2 separate regions of the Mus musculus genome follow, and region 1 is linked to region 2. Evidence: chromatin loops called from intact Hi-C (ENCODE). Cell type or tissue: left cerebral cortex. All regions are shown on one strand. Links, peaks and the distances in the headings refer to the core of each region. The heading gives the core; the rest is flanking DNA.

Region 1 (11,073 bases), core at 2,145-10,144, 180 kb after region 2:
ACTGGGTGCAGGTCGGATGCCAGTCCCATGTGCCCCCTCCAAGGTCTTGGTGGGTTTAAACGTTATGCCTACAATACTAAATATTCAGCGGTAAATTAAATATTTGGGAAATTATCATCTATGGAAAACCAGGTATCCTGTGAATATGTTTTTCCATGCATCCACTTGGTTTTGCCTGGCTCAGAATATTCCAGCCAGGAATGACTTAATTAGAACATTCATTTCATAGGACAAAATCCTCAAGGTAGGTAAATTGTACTTGACAAAACTTGGGTAAACTTTACCACATAGAAAGAGAGAAAGATGAGGATGAATCTCAGAGCCCAGAAGAGAAAAGTATTTCATCCCTTTAATTTTGACATGTGGCATCTCAAGAAATTTCCTAAAATTTTTCATGAGGCTGAGTTGGAACTACAGGCCTCTATGTTGATGTAGAGAAATGGGCTCTTTGGTCCTTCAGGAGTGTGTGTATCTAAAGTGTAAGGTCTCCTGATGTGAGTTGCTCACAAATAATTCCATGAAGTTCTTTTAATTTAGAATGGAAGATTGGGCAAGGAAATATGCAGCCACCCTCAGGATTTCAGGACAGCTCCTGGTCATTCCTTTTAAAGGGCATTTTCAAACAGATTGGTTTCTTACCCCTTGACAGCAATTACTGCCACTCTTAAGATCACGTAAGATGACACCTTTTGTTATAAATTACACACATCCCTTGCTGGACATAATTGTGACTTCACCTGCCTGCTTGGTCGTTTGAGCAAACAGCCTTCTTCTCCATGGTCCTCCTTGTCTGTTTTTAAATCTTCCCGAGGAGCAGAGAACATTCCACCGCTGGCTTGCACTGCAGCAGAGCTCAGCCTTCTGAGGCTCCTGCAGCCCTCTGTGGCAGCTCTTGTTTGCTGTGCTCTGAAAACACACTTCTCCTCCATAGATTATGGCCCAATGGCTGCTCAGTTCCAAAACTGTGCCTGCCATACAGGACACAGAGAAAGATGAATTAGTGAGCCGTGTTGCATAAGAAGCTTCACTCTTTCCCTTTGAGTCCCCAAAATAGTACATTAAAGCTTGCCATGTATCAGGCTGGAGAGGTGGCCTGGTGCTTAAAAGCACTTGCTGCCCTTGCAGAGGACCCTAGTTCAGTTCTGAGAACCCATTTTAGGCTGCTCACAATGACCTGTAACTCTGGTTTCATGGGGTCCAAATGCCCTTTTCTAGCCTCTGTGGGCATTTTCACATGTTGTATACAACAATACACACAAACACTTTTTAAAAATGGAATAATTTACCTGTACAAATTATTCTACATCATCTAATACTTAATGCTTAAGTTTTCAAATAATAAAAAGTCATGTTAGAATAGAAACACTGTCCCCAGAAGTATAAAACTTATTAATAATAATTGACACATTTTCTCTTGATTATTTTCTTATAGTCAGTTCCCCTGCCGGCTTCATGCCTCTCAACTACTAAATTCTTATGCACTCTGTAGCACATGATATTTGTTCATTAAATGTCAAACAATGAAAAAATAAAAGAGATAAATACAAATAGGGCATAGCACCAGGATCCTTCCTTCTCGATCCCAGGAGTCAGAGAAGAGCTTACGTGGTCCCCAGTAGATCTTTGGTTTGGTAGATCTTAATTGTTTCCTTAGAGCAGAGCCCCCTACCATCAGCTGAGTCTCCAATCTAGAACCCAGTGGGAAGGGAAAGAAGCGCAGGGAAGAATAAGAGGAAACTATCAGTCCTGACAGCGGATGGACAGTTCGAGGGACACATTTGCGTTGGAATGCAGTTCTCATCCTGGACTTACCAATCTGAGTAGGACTAAGGAGATGACTCAGTCAGTAAAGTGCTTACCCTATAAGTACCTGATTCGATCCTGAACCCAAGTTTAAAGAGGAAAGGGGAAAAAAAAAAAAGCTTGGTGACAGTGCATGAAATACCAGCACTGGGGAGAGAGGCAGGACAAGTAGAACTCTCTCGGGCTGGCTAGAGTAGCCTAATGGACAGCAAACTCCAAGTGAATGAAAGACCTTGTTTCAAAAATGCAAGGTCAATAGTGCCTGGGTGCCTGAGGAATATCTGTAGTTGTCCTCCGGCCTGTGCACATGCACACACAGAAACACACACATACACTGCCTCCCCCAAGTGAGTGCAATCTCCGCCTGCCACCATGTGGACAGCTTTCTGCAGGTCTTTCCCACTAAACTGCTCTTATTCCATCAAGTTCAGCCAGGCAGGACAACAGGTGCCCATGATGAGGCAGTAGCAATGTCCTAGGATGCCCCCTGTCTTTCTCTAGTGGTTGTCCGATAAAGATGGCAATCATTACCACAAACGTTAGCTTCCTATCCTGTGTCCCAGAAATCACAACCAAGAGCCTCACTCTTCCTTGTCTTGTCGATAGTTAACAGCCGAGGAGCCTTCTCTGATGGCCAATGGTTGAGATCAATCGTTGTGTCTGAGAGAGAAGGTGAGGAAGTGGGCTCTGCTTCCTTCCTGCACTCCACAGTATAAACACAGAATGCACACTGCGGTCGTTGTATTTGTGTTCGATGTGAATTAAAGATGCTTTGGCTAAGCCAGGAGATGATAATACTGTTCTCAGTCTCAACATGAACTTGTCCAGAGGAGCAGGACCAGAAAGACGATCCATATGCTAAAATGTGGTTATGAATATCTATCTAGCTCAGAGTTGGAACAATTTAATGGGGTTTGATGACTGACATCAAATGCTTGCAAGACTAGTGGTCTGTTTCAGTTGGCCCTCGGTAGTACCTGGTGAGAGGAACCCAAAATAAGTTATACCCACGCCATAAAATCAATAACTCCAAACACAAGGTGCTGGCTGGAGACTGGTCCTCCAGGGGACTTCAGAGGGAGCTTGATGGCTCCGCCTCAGACATTTCTAAGTATCTAAGCACCAAGACTACTACAGTGTAAAATCATGATTAAACAGTCTAAATGTCCTGTAGACGACTGACCAAACACACCGAGGGCCCCTGGGAGAGTCCTGGAGGGAGGATCGCCTGTTAGTCTGATTGGAATTGGGTGGAAATTGTCTTTTCTCCCTCCCCTAATTTGTTTGGAAAGTTCTCATAGCAAGGTAGGCTTGATTTTGTATGGTTTGTTTTGCTTCATTTTGCTTGGGAAGAAATGGGGTGAGATCCCATCGGGTTGGGCATGAAAGGTCACAGGTCAGACACAGAGATGGAAGAGTAGAGGGCGAGTTCAAGAGTTAAAAAAAAATGGTGTATGGGTAGGCAATCAATCAATCCACATAAAACTAGGGGGGAAAAAACCTGTATCACTGCCCAATTACTAATCCCAGGAATATTCATGGCTATACTCAGCCTCACCTAAAAATAGAAAGGGCGAGTGCTCCTCAGATAGGTTTTGATCTGATCCTCAAATTATGGGTATAGAGCTCATCCTTCCATGGGTGTTCAGATCACTGTTTGGAGATTCTATGCATCCCAAACATCACCTTTCCTTAATGTTTAAGGCATGATGTAACTGCTATGCAATGCCTTGATTGTCCCATCTGGTGAGAGAGACCTTTTGAAGCAAACTCTTGTGAATTGAAAATAGTTTTCTGACATAAATACAGTGGCAAATGTCTTCTCAAACTCAAAAGAGCTTGTGTCTGCTGACGCTCTGTGGTTATGTTTCAAGTCTTTTCATTAAGCTAAGAGGTTAGTTTCCTTTTAAGTAAGTAATGTGGGGGGCCAATGAGACAGCTCAGCTGATATAGGGTCCTCCCACCAACTGTAACAATCTGAGTTCAGTCCCTAGAATTGGCAGGATAGTCCCTAATATCCATACATGTGTGCACTTGCACACACACAAGTAAATAGATGTGAAGAATAATATTTTTTAATTTACTGTATCTGAGCAAAGAAATGACCATAAATGCCACATCACCCAAACTATATAAAGTTTAAATAGGAACCAGTATGTTATTATTCTTTGGGATATTAAGCTTTAGCCTCATACCCTTTTCTCTGATATTTGGCTTACAGAAAAATCAAATCTTCCCTCAGGGATAAGACTAAAGTCTGAAAAGCTAACATTAATATTGTAAATTCAAAAATGAAAATGCTTCCTTGCAGTATTAAAACTTGCGGTAGCCCTTCTTATAAGGTCTCTAGATACACATACACATGGACACATACAAGCACATAGCACATGCAGACACACATACACACTCATTCTCAAACACAGGCACACATGTACACACACACACACACACACACACACACACACACACACACAGGCTTGAACCTACACAGTGTAGCATTTGGATCACAAAGGGTTATGTACAAAGAAAAGCTGCTAACAAGACAAAACAAACCCCAGTAACACCCGCTGGTCACCAAAACAACATTATCTTTTCGATGAGAAAATGTTTCCTTCGGAGTCTGAACCCTGAACTGGCACCTGTGCTTTCCTGGATTTTCACTATTGAACTGAGCTATACAGGGCTTTACAGGGCTCCAGCTGGTGGCCAAGTCCTCACTGGCGTGGCAGGCCTTCTGAAAAGAAACAGACACTTCACACCTATGCACCTTCCCTCTGCCCACATTCTGTTCACTATTAGAGAACTCAGGTGAGTTAAGTCGTGTTCACAGGAGATGAGAATATTTCAGAAGCAAAGAGAAGTCTTATTCCCAAGTGGCCTGTCAGGCCTGACTTTCCAGGGCACTCTGCATTTCTTCCTCTATTCAAAGATCAAGTCTTGGGTATCCCAGGATTAAAATAATTTCATCCATCTAGAAATGGGGAAAATGTACTAGTAGGAAGAAAAAAGAAAACTATCCCATGGTTTCTAAAAGCTGTCATCTCCTAAATAGAAACCCTTAAAGAAACCAATGTTAAATGCACAGTAACTTGAGGAACAGCTGAAATAAAAAGAAATGTTGATTTTTCTCATCAGTGGGTAAAGGGCACCTGTAACTCTCACTCAACATATTTCACTTAACAAAGAAAAACCTCTTCGTGCTTTTCCGTTACTAAAAGTTGTAGCAAACCATAAAACGATTGCCAGTGGTGCTGGAATGCTTGTCTGGTCTGGGGGTCCGGACCCACTGGGCGTTCCCAGCCTCAGCCAGACTGTTTTGCTAATCCCTGTGGGTGGTACCTCGGGGCTGACGAAGCTTTGTGTGAATGCTTGCTTAGGTGGTCTTTGGGAACCTGGCATGGGCAGCCAGCAGGTTTCTGATCTCTGGTTTGCATTGATCTTACATCTAGACACAGACTCAGAAGAACAGACCCTCCCCTTTCCAGTGCCTTCGGAAAGATTGCCGCTCCGTAGGATGAGCCCTTTCTCCTCCACCCTTAATCTACAACCCAGCTTCCCCGGGAGGTCCTACTTTGATTTCCGGTCCTCACCCCACCAGCTGAGTTTGCATTCTTCTTTACAGTCTCTCAATGCACCGGGTGAGCTGAGCTGTCAGATCTTTCTCTTCATCTCTGTGTCTCGGAGGCATCTCTGAAATGCCCGTGTTGTTCTTATCATCCGTGTGTGTGTGTGTGTGTGTGTGTGTGTGTGTGTGTGTGTGTGGTGACGGGGTGACCCATATCTGTGTCTGTGGCTTCCAATGTGAAGAGCATCTGGCTGAGGGAGCTTCCTGGCATTCTTGTTTGTGTGGTGGAACAACCCGTCCCAGAGCTGTGCTCATGTGTGTGGAATGTATTGGAATTGGGATGTGGGACGATGTTCTTTTTGCATCCGCTGGTACCACCATGGAAAACTTACTCTTCATCACACGCAGCTGCATAGCACGGCACAGGTACTGGCTAAGGAGAGGCTGTGGCTGTCATGTGGAGGTTTGTAACTTTCTGTATCCAGGAAACCAGCTGTGTCTGGGAGACTGGATCAGCGCATCCAGCCTGGAGTGGTCTGATTAAACATAGACTCAAGAGATCTTTACCAATAAAAACAAAACTAAAAGCAAAGACATGCCAGAGAGCAGAACCCATCCTACAGAGCAAGGAAAGCAAAAGCCTGCCATGTGTGTATTGGCAGAACTGCAGGCTTACAGCAGATCACTTTCCTAGCAAAGGGCAGGGACCACTGGTGGCTAAATTAGAAACTGTTCAGTTGTGATACCTATGGCCAACGAACGAACCTATAGTCAAAACAGGTTGCCCCAGAAAGTTGCTCACAGCCAAGATGTAACCAGGCTTACCGTTGATTCCTGGGGAAGCTAGACTCATGTTACTTTGCGGTGAGCTTTGTCTAGCAAACGGAATCTTCAAATTCCTAAAATGCAGACCTCTTTTGATCTCTTCAGGACTATATTGTAATCATGGATACACACGATGCACATCTCACGTTTCCAAGCCTTTCTTTTGGGTTTTATTTTATTCCTTTGGTTCATCCCACATCCCGGAATGAAGAAGGCCACAGCATGACAGTGCAATAAAGGATGCAGGGACTTCAAGCTCCCTTGAAAAGTGGCGGGGTTTTTTTTTCTCGTGTTTTACGTTTCTCCTTGTTTTTCTGTGCACTGCTGGCTTTCCCACATGCTCTGTTATGAAGCCCTTTACCTGTCTCTAATGTACCACGATACTGTTACAGTCCTTGTAATGTACACTGTCTCAAGAATAAAATGAAATGAAATGAACTGTGGGGTCTGGGTGTTGGCAGGTGGATTGAATGGCCTGGTTCTATCGAGCTGTATCATTGAATCTTAAATGTACAATGTTGTGTTTAAATTAATGGGAAAAGAGTTCAGAAATGTTTGGTTTGGTTTTGTTTTTTTCTTAAGACTCCAAAAGGCATGATTCATTTGAAAAATCTTGAAAGCCCTATTCAGATTCCACAAATTTGCTTCCAAACCTGGATACTAAATTTGGTTTTTAAAATTCTTTCTATTCCGTACTTACTGTGCTCCTATTCATAGGGAGAAATCAAAAAGACAGTTGGCAGAAATTAAACATAAAAATCAACCATGAGCTGGAAGAAAGCGGATGTATCCCAGAACAAAGTAATCCAGGCCAGAAGGTGGTTCTAATATTGAAATCTGTGTACTCGGGCCTCTTTGATAACAAGTTGCCGTCTTAGTTCTTGTAAAATCAAGTCAGCACTTGTCCTTTCTACTTTATTAGAAATTAGCTCATAAAGGCCACACTTAATTTGGAAACAGAACAACGTGATTCTCTCCCCCAAAGACTCACATCTCCTAGACCAGCCTCAGCACCACTGCGAACTGTAGGCCATGCCCCTGAGTTCATTTAAGTCTGAATCTCTTTTCTCTGCCTTGATGGGGCTTCTCATCAGTAGGGCAGCCAGGTTTGCTGGGAAGACGAGAGTAGAAAAAGTCCCACAAGAAGCCATTCCTGTATAGCTCTAAGCCCATATTCCACCCCTACACTAGCCTTCTTCCCATCCTTCAAGTGAGAAGAGCTGCTGTAGCAAAGCTAAACTAAGAAGGAAAAGAAATACCTTCATGTTTATAACACTCAGGTCATGCCGCTGTTAATCGCTGTGAGGCGTCTTTTAGTGGGTGCACTGGATTCCACTCTCCTTTATATGCGGACCGTTTGCCTTAGGCTCATCCCAGCAAACCTAGGGCATATCGGTAAACTGTTGACGCAGAGCAGAGTTGTTCCTACCTGGTGATTTCTTCCACTTCTATTGAGCAAATTTGTCCTCATCTTTAAAAGAGTCGACCTCCTCAGTTTGCAAGTGTTACTATACAAAACTGAGCCAGGAAGATAAAGAAAATTTAAGCCGCAACATTTACAGTCGACTAAACAAAGGTTTTTGTTTGGAAAAGACCTTTGTGTTTGGAAAGAGCACAAAAGCAATTTATACTGAGCAAAGAAAATGATAAAAGGAGCTTTGGTTTTTGGGTTTTTTTGGTCTTTTTTCATGAATCAGGCCTCTGGGGACTATATTTGATTGGTGCTTTCTAAACAAATGCAAATAATTTTTATCAACCCAGTTGTCACTTCATAGCCTTGATGTGTAGTATCTTTTTATAGGCTGCAATTTTGAGACACAATCTGCATCCTACTCTCAATTAGGCAAGTATACCTACTGTAATTGTTACCTTCTGCCTGTGTGACTGCTATGCTCAATTTCCTTTGCAAAATAAATGGTGGCTTTTGTCATGTCAATAAAATTCTCCAAATGTCATTCTAACTCCACTATAACTGTTTTCAATTTCTTAGAAAAAAAGCCTGTCTTTTTTTTTTTTATGTTATATTTCAACCCCATCCCCTTTTCTTCTGCATCACTGCAAACCACTGTTTCTGAGTGGTAAATGTCAGTGGAGGCACAAGGCAGGCCTGCTGTTGTTGTGTATGTAACGTGCCCAATGGATCCCTTGTTGGTATTAGTCTATCAAAGGAAACATGCTTTTTATCAATGTCAATCTCGCTCCCTGTTTCTCTCCCCCATGCCTTTCACCGGAATGACAACAGTTGACATTAAAAAGCTGTTGGCAGGTATGGAACACCATTACTCTCTTACAAAAAGCAGAGCGGAAGTGCATGTGAAGTGGCTACGGGGCTCTGTAGTGCATCAGCACTCTCACCCCTCAGAGAACAAAGGACTATGCTTTGTAGAAAATATGCAGAAGTTGGGGCACAGCTGTGTGTATAAGAACCTCATCTTCTCTACACCCAATGTCCAAACTGCTTCTACCATGTACATTACGCGCCAGCTCTAGGAGTAACGCTTTTTGATAAGTTATAAAGGAAGCAACCGGCCCTACATGCAAGTCACTGTTGCACATGAAACCTGGTTCACGAGAGGCAGTTTCCCGTGCTTCTGCCTAAGCGTATTTCCTGATTTCACGCAGTGCTTTATCCCTCCTCTATCCAGGATTGTAGATCTAGCCTCCCTGCCTCAGGGCCACACAGACACCCTAGCATATCCCTCACCCTTTATGTCTCTGGCACACTATCCTGCCAGTCACCAGATGAAGGGACTTGATGGTACTTCAGTCCCGGATCAGCTGGTTTGGAAGTGCAGTCTGAGCCATGTAACCTCTGCTGAATGGGTCTTGTGTCCTCTGTCTGTTCCTGGTGCAGAGTTTCAACTCCCAGGACACGCCCCATCTGCTCACTCACGGTGACTCTGGCCCCAAATACTTCCTTCCTGCATGGCAGCATGAGAACTCGACACTGTGTGCCACAGTGCCCAGAAGCATGCTACAATCCCAAGGCTTTACTAAAAACTCACCTCCCTTCTGTTGTTCCCAGTGGCTTGGTTTGCTTTTGACCCCGGCTCGGCCCACTCCGACATCATCTTCTCCAATGACAACTTGACAGTGACGTGCAGTAGCTACGATGACCGGGTGGTGCTGGGGAAAACCGGCTTCTCCAAAGGCGTCCACTACTGGGAGCTGACCATAGATCGCTATGACAACCACCCTGATCCAGCATTTGGCGTGGCTCGCATCGATGTGATGAAGGATATGATGTTAGGGAAGGACGACAAAGCTTGGGCAATGTATGTGGACAATAACCGGAGCTGGTTCATGCACAACAACTCGCACACCAACAGGTACCCTGCAGCCCCACGCCAAGCCTTCTTCATGGTGGCTTGGGTTGAAAAGGAGGAGCCTAGTTCAATAGCCTATTATAGAGACAGCATTAGGGAATGGGACGCACAGTCTTTATTGAGTAGGAAGTCCTGTGCTGCATAATCTCTTAGCTCAGTCCACTCTACTGCTTTCCACGTAGCATAGAGATAGAGTTGTGTACCTTCCGCTTGGCCCTTCATTATTAAATTCCACCCAGGTCACAAAAGACAATCCCTGGGCATATCTATTATAGACAAACAACCCAGGATCTGGAAACCCAGACCTAGGACTTACCAGAAAAGTGTTTTGGGCCAAGGTACTTCTTCTTCTTCTTCTTCTTCTTCTTCTTCTTCTTTTTTTTTTTTTTTTTCTGAATTCTGGTTTGTCAATTCTCCAAATTCATATAATAATATGTTTCCATGCAGGAGAGGTCTGAAGACTACATGAGATGAGATTTGCAAAAATGTCTCCCGTTGGAAGTGCCTGGAAATGGAAGCCATTGTTCTAACAGTTATTATCAGCAATACCGCTTCTCAGAATAGAAGCCATTAGCGAAACTTGGTGTTAGGGATGCCAGTCCGGATAGCTTTATATGAGAACTCACTTGTTCTTGTGAGAAGCAGAACAGCCAGTCTGCTGAGAAAGGGAATAGAGTATCTATCTCCTTAAGTAATGTTCTCTATCACCAAAATATAGACAATTTTAACTTAATATACCCTATATAATCTCCCTTTTTATTTGCAGTCTCTTCAAATGTATTTCATTGTTTCTGGGCCAAAGCTGTCTTTTCATGACACTGGTCTGTCTTAATCACCCCCCCAGGAAACATTCTCTTTGGTGGCTCTGGGGGTGGGGTGGGGGGGATCCAGTTATGTTCAGTGAGATCAAAGGAAAAGCAGGCCCAACAGGGGCAGAATAATGACCTCACTCTCTCAGCTTCTCCTGTCAGTCACCACTGATGCTTTGCTAGTCAGTAGATTCTTAGAGCTTCCCAGCCCTCGGACATCCTCTGTCCTGCTCCATTCATGTCTGTTTTATTGGCTATCCCTTGAAGTAAGCACACAAAGCATTTTATATTGATATCAAATCCAAGTGGCTACAGATAGCAGGTCTCTTCAGCAGTTCACACTGGGGGTACTCTGTGACTAGCTACCTGATAGCATCACCCGTGCACTTGTGATCAGCCTCTTGATTCTGGAGCGCAGGGGTAAATAGGATCACCCCCATCGCGGCGATGCAGAGACGCACATTTCAGAAGCCGAACACATCTTGCATGCTAACTGAATGTCGCTTGTGCTGTCGCTGACAGGCTTGTAAATAGCAAGATTGCCTGTGGTGGTGTCCAGTCTGTCTTCTGCATGCAGAAGAAAGGAGTGATGTTTATAAATGTCTGTGCTCTGCTGAGATAGGATTCAGTTTTGCTAGCTTTCACACTGATGAGAGAAGACAGATCTGGCTATCTGTCCCTGATGGTGCTCTGCAGTCAACAGCTGCATCAAAAGACATAGTTCTTTGTAAGGTGGTGTTTATAC
Region 2 (11,073 bases), core at 1,370-9,369:
GTATACCAACTCCTTAATGTCACCAGGTCTGGACACTTTAAAGATTGCTGGTCATGTGTACCTCCTGGAACTAACTCACAATTGTCACAGTGTCTCCAGTGATATTGTCAAGTAACCTTACCTCACCCTTTGTCAGCTGCCCTGACTCCAGTGTTGCCATGACTCCATACCTTACCTTGATCCCTCTCTTTGATGTGGCAAACTGTTTTAAGACCTCTGGGACACATCCTGTAGGAACACTAAGTTCCCTAGACAGCATTAGAACCATAACCCTTGATATATCATCTCTGCCACAATGCCCTTCAGTCCGGAACATGTCAATTCTCAGTGGCACTCAGGCATATCATCGCCTACCTGCCAGCTGGTCAGGAGTTTGCACATTGGTACTCCTTTTCCCTGAACTGGGAGTAACCAAGGGAAATGAGCCCCTGCCGATCCCAGTTGTAGATATTGATCGCTGCTCAACATAAGAGGGCAGTTCAGGTCGTGTCACTCTTGGTCGCCATGGGAATATCCATAGGTGCTGGTACTGGAATTGCAGGGATAACAACTTCCATGACCCAACACAATACATTCACTTCCCAGTTTAAAAGCGATCTTCAAGAAATGACTGAAACGGTGCTTATTATCCAGAAACAGATCGAATCTTTGGCAGCCATGGTGCTTCAGAACTGACAGGGGTTAGATGTCCTGACACATAAAGAAGGTGGTTTTTGCCTGTTCCTCCAAGAAGAATACTGTTTCTATGTCAACCAATCCACGATAGTAAGAAATAAAATCCAGGAGCTATAGTCAGACATAAAGAATTTTTTGGGGGGGGGAAGAGGGGCTGGTGAGATGGCTCAGTGGGTAAGAGCACTGCTCTTCAAAAGGTCCTGAGTTCAAATCCCAGAGACCACATGGTGGCTCAAAACCACCCATAATGAGATCTGACACCCTCCTCTGGTGCATCTGAAATCAGCTACAGTGTTCTTATGTATAATAATAAATAAATCCTTAAAAAAAAAGAATTTCAGGGAATGTAAGACCTCCAGTTCTGGGATTTTCGAAAACCCTATATGGAAGTGGATACTCCCTTTAATAACACCTTTCCTAGTCATCTTCCTGGTGTTATTTGCTCCTTGCCTCATTAATCTTGTTTCTACATTCCTTCAACGACAAATAAAAAAAATATCTAACCAAACTATTTTTTTAACCATTTGGAGAAATGTGATTTTATTATATATTGTTTGTTTTTCAAGACAGGGTTTCTCTGTGTAGCCCTGGCTGTCCTGGAACTCACTTTGTAGACCAGGCTGGCCTTGAACTCAGAAATCCACCTGCCTCTGCCTCCCAAGTGCTGGGATTAAAGGCATGCACCACCACACCCGGCTTATATTTTTAAAAGCATAATTTTTACCAGATACCAAAGTCAATTGCCTGGGATTAAATCTCCCTAAGCACAAATGACAGAAAGAATGTTACGTACATTCTTCAGAACCAAACAGGAGAATTCAAGGTTGAAATAGGCAGTGTTTGAAAATGAATCTTTTATCTATTTATTTATTTATTTATTTATTTATTTATTTTTTACCTCAGGATAGGTTATTTATTTATTCTTTTTTTCATTGGATATTTTCTTTATTTACATTTCAAATGTTATCTCCTTTTCCTGGTTTCCCCTCTGAAAAACACCCACCCCTCTCCCCTCCCCCATGCCCTCCCACTGTTCCCCAACCCACCCACTCCCGCTTTCTGGCCCTGGCATTCCCCTATACTGGGGCATAGAGCCTCCACAGGACCAAGGGCCTCCCCTCCCATTGACGTCCGATTAGGCCATCCTCTGCTACATATGCAGCCAAGAGTACATGGTGATGTGTACTCTTTGGTTGGTGGTTTAGTCACTGGGAGCTCTGGGGGTACTGGTTAGTTCATATTATTGTTCCTCCTATGGGGCAGCAAACTCCTTCAGCTCCTTAGTTCCTTTTTCTAGCTCCTTCATTGGGGACCCTATGCTCAGTCCAATGGATGGCTGTGAGCATCTGCTTCTGTATTTGTCAGGCACTGGCAGAGCCTCTCAGGAGAGAGCTATATCAGGATCCTTCCTGTCAGCAAGCACTTGTTGGCATCCACAACAGGGTCTGGGTTTGGTGGTTGTTTATGGGGTGGATCCCCAGGTGAGTCAGTCTCTGGAGAGTCATTTCTTCAGTCTCTACTCAACACTTTATCTTTGTAACTCCTTCCATGGGTGTTTTGGTCCCCCTACTAAGAAGGATCAAAGTATCCACACTTTGGTCAATCAGCTCCTGTTACAGGATTACCAGCCTCTGTCCCACAGAGGAACCTGATGTGAACGTTTACCAAGTGGATCCAGATGGTGAAAGTCAGCTGCACCCCAAAATTGACAATGGCCCTAGACAGCAGGAAGCAGCTTAAGAGACACAGCACCTTTTTCACCATCGGCGTCCCCCTCTCCTTTTTTCCCTTCTCTTTATAATAACAAGAAGGGAGGTATGTTGGTATCAGAACCTTTGAAACCCGTGACATCACATAGGTGATACCCGTAGACCTGTTGCCAAGGCAATAGCCACTATATTCCCAGAATCTACTTGGCTCACCGTTCATCTTTACCTGATTACATCATCATCCATATTTGAAGAAAGGCCCCCATAATCTATCTCCCCCCCCCATTCACTTTCCGCCACCATCTTGCACCTCTCTCCCAATAAACCTCACATGGAGCTGTTTGGTCTGGTGTCGTCCTTCTGAAGCCATTCGTGGTTTGAGATCATGACAAAGTGCTCACCAATAGGCAGTGGGGATGGCACCATGGCCAGGCGCTCACGATTCCTGAAGAGAGAAGTCACTACCTCAAATCCCGTCTTTCACTGTGAATAGCCAGTGGCTTAGGGCAAGTAGTGTTGGACCATTTTGAGGTGTACATGAGTTAGTATATGGGATACACACTCAATGAGGTATACGTGTTAACTCAAGATTGCACAGAAATCTCAAGGGAGTTGTTCAAATACAGTGCTCTTGGATAACCATGAGCAACTGAAAGAAAGTGCAGTCCCTCCTAAGCCCGTCTTACCATGTCCTACCACCCACTCTGTCTGGAACCAGAGGCTGAGTCGTGTAGCAAGCACCTTGTGCACACTGACAGACAAAGACATCTTAACAGACAATCATCGTCCTCCACAGTACTTACTTCAATTTCCCAAACACTCAATCAAAGTCTAAATAACACTACTTCTCGTCCAAAGACATGTTAGCAAGCTTTGCGTGAGGTTAATCTGCCTTCACTGATTAGCGGTGGGACTGCAAGTAAGAGACTTGACTTCTCTGAGCCTCTGTTTTCTATGAGTACAATTAGTTAAACAAAAACAACAACAGCAAATATTTTGTGGGTGATTGTACAGATTGAGATAATATTTAGAAACTAAAAGAATTGTGGCCCTCTGATGACTATTCTTGGTTGTCAACTTGATTACAACTCAAATAGCTAAAACCTGAAAACGAAGGCCACACCTATGAGGGGTTTGGTCTCAATTTGAAGTAGGAAGATCCATTTCTAATCTGGATTTTTGAGATAGACACACCTTTAATCTGGGCCACACCTTCAGCTGGAAGCCTAAATATAGATGGCTTTTGCTTTTTTTTATTTTTTAGTTTTATTTATTTATTTTGCTGGAAGAAGAAACCTTTTGCTATTTGTCTTCTTGCCCTTGCCTTACTAGCCAGTCCATTCTTTATTGGCATGAGAGCCTACTTCTTTGGGATTCCAGAGTATACTGAAGACTGACTAAATGAAGACATCTAGACATATGGACGGAACAACTAATGAATTCTTGAACTTTCTGTTCCTAATCAGCCATTGTTGGATTAGCTGGGCCGTAGCCTATAAGTCATTTTAATAAATCCCCCCCCAGGTGTGTGTGTGTGTTTATATATATTCATTCTATAGGTTCTGTTATTCTACAGAACCCTGGCTCACACAGATTTTGGTACCAGGAATGGTTCTAGAGCAACAGAAGTACAAAGATGAATCTTTTCAGTACCTAGAATAGCCTTTTAGTTTGCTAATAGATACAGTTACTGAAGCCTCTCCTGGGAGCTCAGAGAGTGCTGAAAGCCCATGGTGTGGCCTCTATTACAAACTTAAGGAGACAAATGCATTTGAGCATGCTAATTCAGCAACTGCGAGGGGCAGGCAGTGCAGCAATGGATTTGGTGACCCTGTGTGTGAAACTTTTGGCTGTTTGAGGAAAAATAAGGAAAATGATGGTGCTGGTTGGTTGCTCTTAGCATCTTTGGATAACTTGACAAAGACCAGAGATGCTCTTCACGACAAATTTAACCAGCTTCTAGCATCTCAGAATACAGTGAAGGGCAACAATGACTTTAGTGATAAAATTGACTGGACTTTCTGTTTACAGCTGGCCATTATTTGATTAGCTGGATCACAGCTGTAAGTCATTCTAGTAAATTTACACACACACACACACACACACACACACACGGAAAGAGGGATTCATTCTCTACATTTTGTCCCTCTGGAGAAGGCTGACTAATACAGGTGCTGAGAAGGTATGTAATGAGTGGTAGCTTAAGTCCACATTGGGATTTTCAACTGTCATAATTTCATTTTCTTTGTAGAGACCTTTAGGGGTTCCACAGATGGACATCCAGACATACACTCAAAGCTTGTGGGAATCGCCGCCTTCCTATTGACCTCCCTTACCTCACTGCCCAATCACAGTGGGCTACTAGAACGATCCAGAACCTGACACCACACACCATATGATACGACAATGGACTATTTAGCCAACTTGATGGGTATCCAGATCCATGGGTAGATACTACAGGTGTCTTCAATGGGATTAACTTCATGTTTAGTGCACTGGAGATTGAACCCAGCACCTTATGTGAGGGAGGCAAGTGCTCCATCCCTGAGCACTTTGATAAGACTTTGAAAGTCGTCTTTCTTGAGATTAACCCTTAAGTGACTGGGTAAAGAACACTGCCCTCCACGTCTCGTGGCCTCATCCTGATGGCCTAGATAGAACAAAAGGGGCTGAAGAGGATAGAAATCTTCCTGCCAATAACCTTCGAAGTAGACCACAGACTCTTTCCTGCCTTGGATGTGAATGGAAGCACCAGCTTTCCCGGGGCTCACACCTGCCAATCTCACACTGGAGTTGTGTTGTCAGATCTCTGGCATCTCAGGCTTTGACTGGGAATGAAGCTAACCTAGTCTCTTCACTCTCCTTAGCTTGCCAAGCACCCTTTTACCCTGCTGGGACGTGCCAGTCTCCATGGCTGACAGCCAGCTCTCTACAGCAAATCTCAATCAATCTGTCTCTCTCCTCTCCTCTTTCTCTCGATCCTCCCTGCTCTCTCTCACACATACACGCCCCACTGCCACACACACACACACACACACACACACACACAGAGAGAGAGAGAGAGAGAGAGAGAGAGAGAGAGAGAGAGAGGTTCTGGAGAATCCCAACACATCTATCTGCCTTGTCTTCTCTGTCTAAACACTGTTCTTGATTCTCTGGTGACCTATTCTATCATTCTTTTAGGAATACATATTTACTTTAAAGAATAATAAGCACAGGCTTGCCCCACCCCCAAGGTTAAGAGATAAAGAGAGGTTCACGAACACTCTGCTTATTAAAAAAAAATCAGTATCTTCAGTGATCACAGGACTTTTGTTTATGCTTTGTTTGTTCCTTGGCCTAGAACTGACCCTACTTTCTGCATGTACTTTGTATGGTATAAAGGCAGCATGGGAAAAAATAAACTTGCTTCAGCCCTTGCTGGAGTCATACGTTTAAAAAAAAAATCAGTATCTTTTCTATTTGTATTTTGAAAACTTAGAGAATATAATCCTGCGTTGATATTTCACTTCCTACTGTGAAGAAGCTAAGGAACTTAGTTAGATGTGGCCTGTAAGCTGTAAAGATCCCTCATCACTCTGGAGATGGTGACAACATTTAAATACAACCATGGAATGGGACCAATAGGATACCAGAAAGAAAAGTTGTAATCGTGGTTCAGTGTCTGGAATTAAGGAATCTTATCATGAATACATTGTTTCTTTCCAAAAAACCTACACAATATTCCTTTGTTTATAATAACTGTAACGTTTTGCTTGTTGTCTTGGCTAATTATGTGGAGCCACTAGGGGGCAGAGGATGGCCTTCTTATTGCACTTAGTTTTAAGGGCTTCATTAAGGAAGGGTTTTAAACGGATTTTAAAATCACATTACAGATGTCATAGACGCACTTGTCATTTCAGTAGTGACCCTGGTATGAGCAGAGAGTCTCCTGTCTGTACCATAGTTACGATATGAATAACAACAGCCAGAGCACAGAGGTTTATGTTAAGTCTGTTAGGTACACAGTGCAGACTAAGAGGGGCCAACGCCTCGGGGTGATTATTCCACACAGTAGCTCGATAGGCAATCTCCATTATCCAGAAGAGGAGACTGAGCTCTGAAGAGGATGTGCAACATGCCCAGGGCATCAGTAAATAGGGACTGGATCCAGATCAGAGCTGTTGGACTCTGAGTCATGAGTGATCCATCTCTGTAGGTCCAGACATGGGGCACATTTTATTTTCAAAAGGGAGTATCACCTTGTCATGGTTTGGTGTCAGGCATATATTAGCTTCAGATCTGATATAATATTTTCAGTGCCAATGAAAAATTAATGAGTTTGATACTTGGCATTCTATGGAATGGAGAGTTTATAAAGGACTTGCGGCCATATAAGTAAGCCAGCCTGTCCTCTCATCTTTCTAACCACATTTAACCATTCTCCTAACACTCATTTCCATTGCACTGATATTTCTAAATAGATAATTATTCAACCAAAGCCAATTTTCCCATGATGCCTCTCTAATCCCTACATTTAAAATCCCATGCAACAGTGTGATGGGAGAGAATTTTGTCGATCTCAATTTAAATGTGTAAAATAAAATACCAGAACTGTTTAGAAAACATATTTCTAAGTCCAAGGTGCTTGTCTTCAAATAACCATATCATACACTAAGAAGACATCCAGCTGACAGAAGGCATTCATGATAATAAAGGGCGTTTCTCTTTATTTCCTACATAGCAATTAATAACTGCGATATATGGGGGGGAGGGGAGAGATTTTTGAAAGCAATGTGGGCTGGGACTATTTTATAAATGTGAGGCAAGGTGATCTAGAATGTTTTCTTTCGTGTGCATATGTATCTGGCTTTACATATTGTTGTTTAATTAATGTTTAAACTTAGCATACAAGGTCTTGGGTTCCATACATACATGTAAGAGGTTCTAATTCGTGCAGGTTTTTATAGTACTACATGACTCAGGCACTGTCTTAGGCTGGTTCTCTGGCTCATTGGTTGGTTTACTGGTTTCTTAAGTTTACTTACTCTTATGTTTCCTCTTGCTCTTCCTCGGACAAAAGAGATGTGTAAACTTCTCAGACCCTTTCTCCTTTTCTATGTATCTCCTAAGCCCTTTGTTTTCCTGCTGAGAAATAGCTGTGCTTTGATTACCTAATAAGTGTCAAGAGCCGTCACCTCTCCATCAGAAATGGCAGTTCCATTTTAACAGAATGGGTACAGTTTTAGCAAAAGAACCAAAAGAAGAGGAGGGTTTTTTTGTTCTGTTTCGTTTTATGTGTGCATTTGTGGTGTTTTTGTTGTTCTTGTCTTCTAAACAGTGTCTCACTATGTAGTCCTGCTGTCCTGGAACTCACTGTGTAGATCAGGCTGCCTAGAACTCACCAAGGTCTGCTGCCTCTGCCTCCCAAGGGTTGGGGTTTCAAGAGTGTGCTACCATACCTGACTTGTTTTTATTTTTGTGTTTGTTTTTGTTTGCTCACATAGTGTATCCTTGTCCCCATTATTCAGGCAAGTAAGATGACAGCAGCTTCACCCAACCATTCGCTTTGCTTTATGAGGTCTGCAGAAGGTGTTCTGGCCTGGAGGACAGTCTTCAGTGACATCAGTCAGGGGACCTCTTCATCTGCTAGGACCTCAGCTTCTGTGTGGGATCCTCTGCACTCAGTTGGCAAATAAGAACTATAAGGATATAACAGATCCCCTGGCACCCTGGCATGACAAGCCTGGGATTGGGCCTTGTCATTCTGCCCTCATTTCACTAGCTTCCACTCAGTTATGTGCAAGCTATGTCCTAATCCACGGCCAGGAGCAAAAAGACATAGAATCTGACTGTGTCTTTGCCACACCCACGGTGGTAGTAGTAGTCTTATAGAAATTACTCTCAGCAAGTCTTTCTTATACAGAATTGATTTTTGATCCCTAGACTGCAGGATTTTTGAGAAATGGCCCTGGGACATTTCACCCCTACACTATGGGCCTTCAGAGCAGTTGTTCTCAACCTTCCTAATCTTGCGGCCCTTTCATACAGTCCTTCATGTTGTGGCAACCCACAACCATAAAATTATCTTCATTGCTACTTCATAATTGTATGCTGCTGTTATGAATCGTAATGTAAATATCTGATATGCAGCATATCTGATATGCAAGCCCTTGAAAGGGTCGTTTGACTCCCAAAGGGGTCACGGCCCATAGGTTGGGGACCACTACTTTAGAGTAACTATGACTCAGTTCTCCATATACACAACAGATCTGCTTGAAGGATCCCAGGCTACTGAAAGCACAGCTAACATCAAACCCTTTACATGCTGTGTTTCCAATATTTACACACACACACACACACACACACACACACACACACACACACACATACACACACACTGACTCTGTCTCCATCCAGCACTCATTGCACACTGTAGTCACGGCTCTTACAGTTGCAGCTGGGATAATAAAACTAGCGCTGCCCTTTTCTTCCTTGCAGTTTCCCCAGAAGACCTGCCCTTACTATAGATCTTAGCGACTTCAGCATATATTTATTATCCTGAAGTTAAAAGTTTTCAGATTTCATTTTATAGTAGTGGCCCTCAACCTTCCTAGTACTGTGACCTTTGATACAGTTCCTCATGCTGTGGTGACCCCTCCCACCATAAAATCGTTTTGTTTTGTTGCTACTTTTTAACCGTGATTTTGCTAAGCTTACGGCTTGTAATATAAATATCTGATATGCATGATCGCTTGTATGTGACCCCTGTGAAAGGGTCATCCGATTCCCCCAAAAGGATTTTACCCATGTCATGTGAACAACACTAATGCCTAGCGCCAAATCTGTTAACCAGGTTGTTTAATTATTAGACATTATATTCAAGTATATTCATCTTTTTTAAAAAATATTTAAAGTTGCCTAGGTGTTAGTTTAGTTAGTGTTAGTTTAATGAGATGGTTTAGGCTTTAGCAAAGGGTTTAATCCCTTCTGTGGTGATTAAGAGGAACCTCTTCTGTTAACTTGTTTTATTATTGTTACCATGGAGATCACAGGAGGCACTGTCTTAGCTAGAGTTCCAGTTCTGTGATAAACACTGTGGCCAAAGGCAACTTGGGGAGGAAAGGGTTTATTTCATCTCACAGCTTGTAGTCCACCTCCTGAGAAGCCAGGCAGGAGCCTGGAGGCAGGAACGAATAAAGAGGCCATGAAGGAGCATTGTGTGGCTTGCTACCCATGGCTTGCTCAGTTTGCTTTCTTGTAGCACCCAGGTTCGCCAGTCCTGTGGATGGCAGTTCCCACAGTGAGCTGGGCCTTCCCTCGTCAATCATCAAGCAAGAAAATGCTCTATAGACTTGCCTAAAGGCAAATTACAAACCATGTTTTTAATGGAAATTGAATTAAATCACTCCTACCCTGTCCTAGGGTCTCCATTCCTGCACAAAACATCATAGCCAAGAAGCAAGTTGGGAAGGAAAGGGTTTATACATTTCCACATTGCTGTTCATCATCAAAGGAAGCCAGGACAGGAACTCACACAGGGCAGGAACTTGGAGGCAGGAGCTGATGCAGAGGCCATGGAGGGATCCTGCTTACTGGCTTGCTCAGCTTGCTTTCTTATAAAACCCAGGACTACCAGCCCTGGGGTGGCACCACCCACAATGGGCCCTCCCACCTTGATCACTAATTGAGAAAATGCCTTACAGCTGGATTTCATGGAAACATTTCCTCAAGGGAGGATCCTTTCTTTGTGATAACTCCAGCTTGTATCAAGATGACACACAAAACCAGCCAGTACATACCCTCTTTCCTCCCTCCAGACCCGCCCAACTACCCTCCCTTGAACTCCTCCCATCCTTCCTCTTCAAGTTGACAGCCTCTTTTTCTTTGCTTATTATTACATTATTGTTATTGTTTACATACATGTATGTATGATGTACACAATTAAATATAAATACAATCTGTGACAAATTGACATTAAAACTAGCCAGCACAGGAACCATCTCTCTAAATTCATAACCCAAATAAATTGGCTATGAAGCAATTCATGTTTTTTTTAATTTAACTTTTTATTGATTCTTTGTAAATTCCACACCATGTACCCCAGTCCCACTCGTCTCCCTGTCCCTTTGTACCTTCCCTCTGCCCTTGCAACCTCCCCTCCAAAAGGAAAAAGAATCTTATCCTGGAAGCTGTGGTGTGTCACAGTGTGTCTCACAGTGCACCCTTTCATCCAGTTTCTTTATTTGCAAATCTTCATTGCAATGATTGTTGGTCTGTTATAGGACCTCTGGCTTCTGCTACACTATCAATACTGGATTCTCACCAGGACTCTTTCGGGATATCCTGTCATTGCCCTGTGCAATGGAGATCCTGCAGCTTTGGATCTGTAGGACTGGCAGCCCTTCATGTGCTCCAATAGTTCATAGATGGGGTAGATGTTGGGGTGGGCACTCAAAGCCCTAGATCTGGGCTTGGGAGGTAGCTGAGCTGGTCAGCCTGCCAGCTCTCTTGAACTGACACTAACACCATCGGGGAAAGCTTTCTAGCACTGCCCAGGCTAGCTCACTCAAAGCTTCAGCCAGCAAGGGCAAGGCCAGCTCTCCTGCTCTTATGCCCTCAGGGTGATCAATGCCAGCAGGGCCAGCTCTATTATGTTGCCCAGGCGAGGTGCAGGACCTGCTCTCCCGAGTGCTGCAGCGAGGCAATT

Evidence for each region. Hi-C counts contacts between places; a loop is a spot of excess contacts. Peaks named below come from ENCODE experiments on the same cell type or tissue, not always from the same donor. Only the 100,000 strongest peaks of a DNase experiment are listed, where the experiment ranks them.
Region 1: a loop joins it to region 2, with 3 times the contacts of the local background. A loop is called at or near these places in 4 of 42 quality-filtered maps.

What each region holds. Positions count from the first base shown.
Region 1 is chr12:70,249,406-70,260,478 of GRCm38, reverse strand. Trim9 (tripartite motif-containing 9) reads left to right here. Exons shown (of 14, transcript NM_001286388.1): 9 at 5,253-5,441; 10 at 7,995-8,036; 11 at 8,436-8,459; 12 at 9,219-9,522. Among named protein-coding and RNA genes, the nearest start is that of Gm38467, 23 kb to the right of the region's middle. In left cerebral cortex, for the core only: no CTCF peak of the experiment used is centred there; DNase peaks (open chromatin) are centred at 5,967 and 6,295; H3K27ac peaks cover 1,211 bases.
Region 2 is chr12:70,425,835-70,436,907 of GRCm38, reverse strand. No RefSeq gene overlaps it. Among named protein-coding and RNA genes, the nearest start is that of Tmx1, 22 kb to the left of the region's middle. In left cerebral cortex, for the core only: a CTCF peak has its summit at 6,175 (motif pointing right); DNase peaks (open chromatin) are centred at 5,230 and 6,185; H3K4me3 peaks cover 199 bases.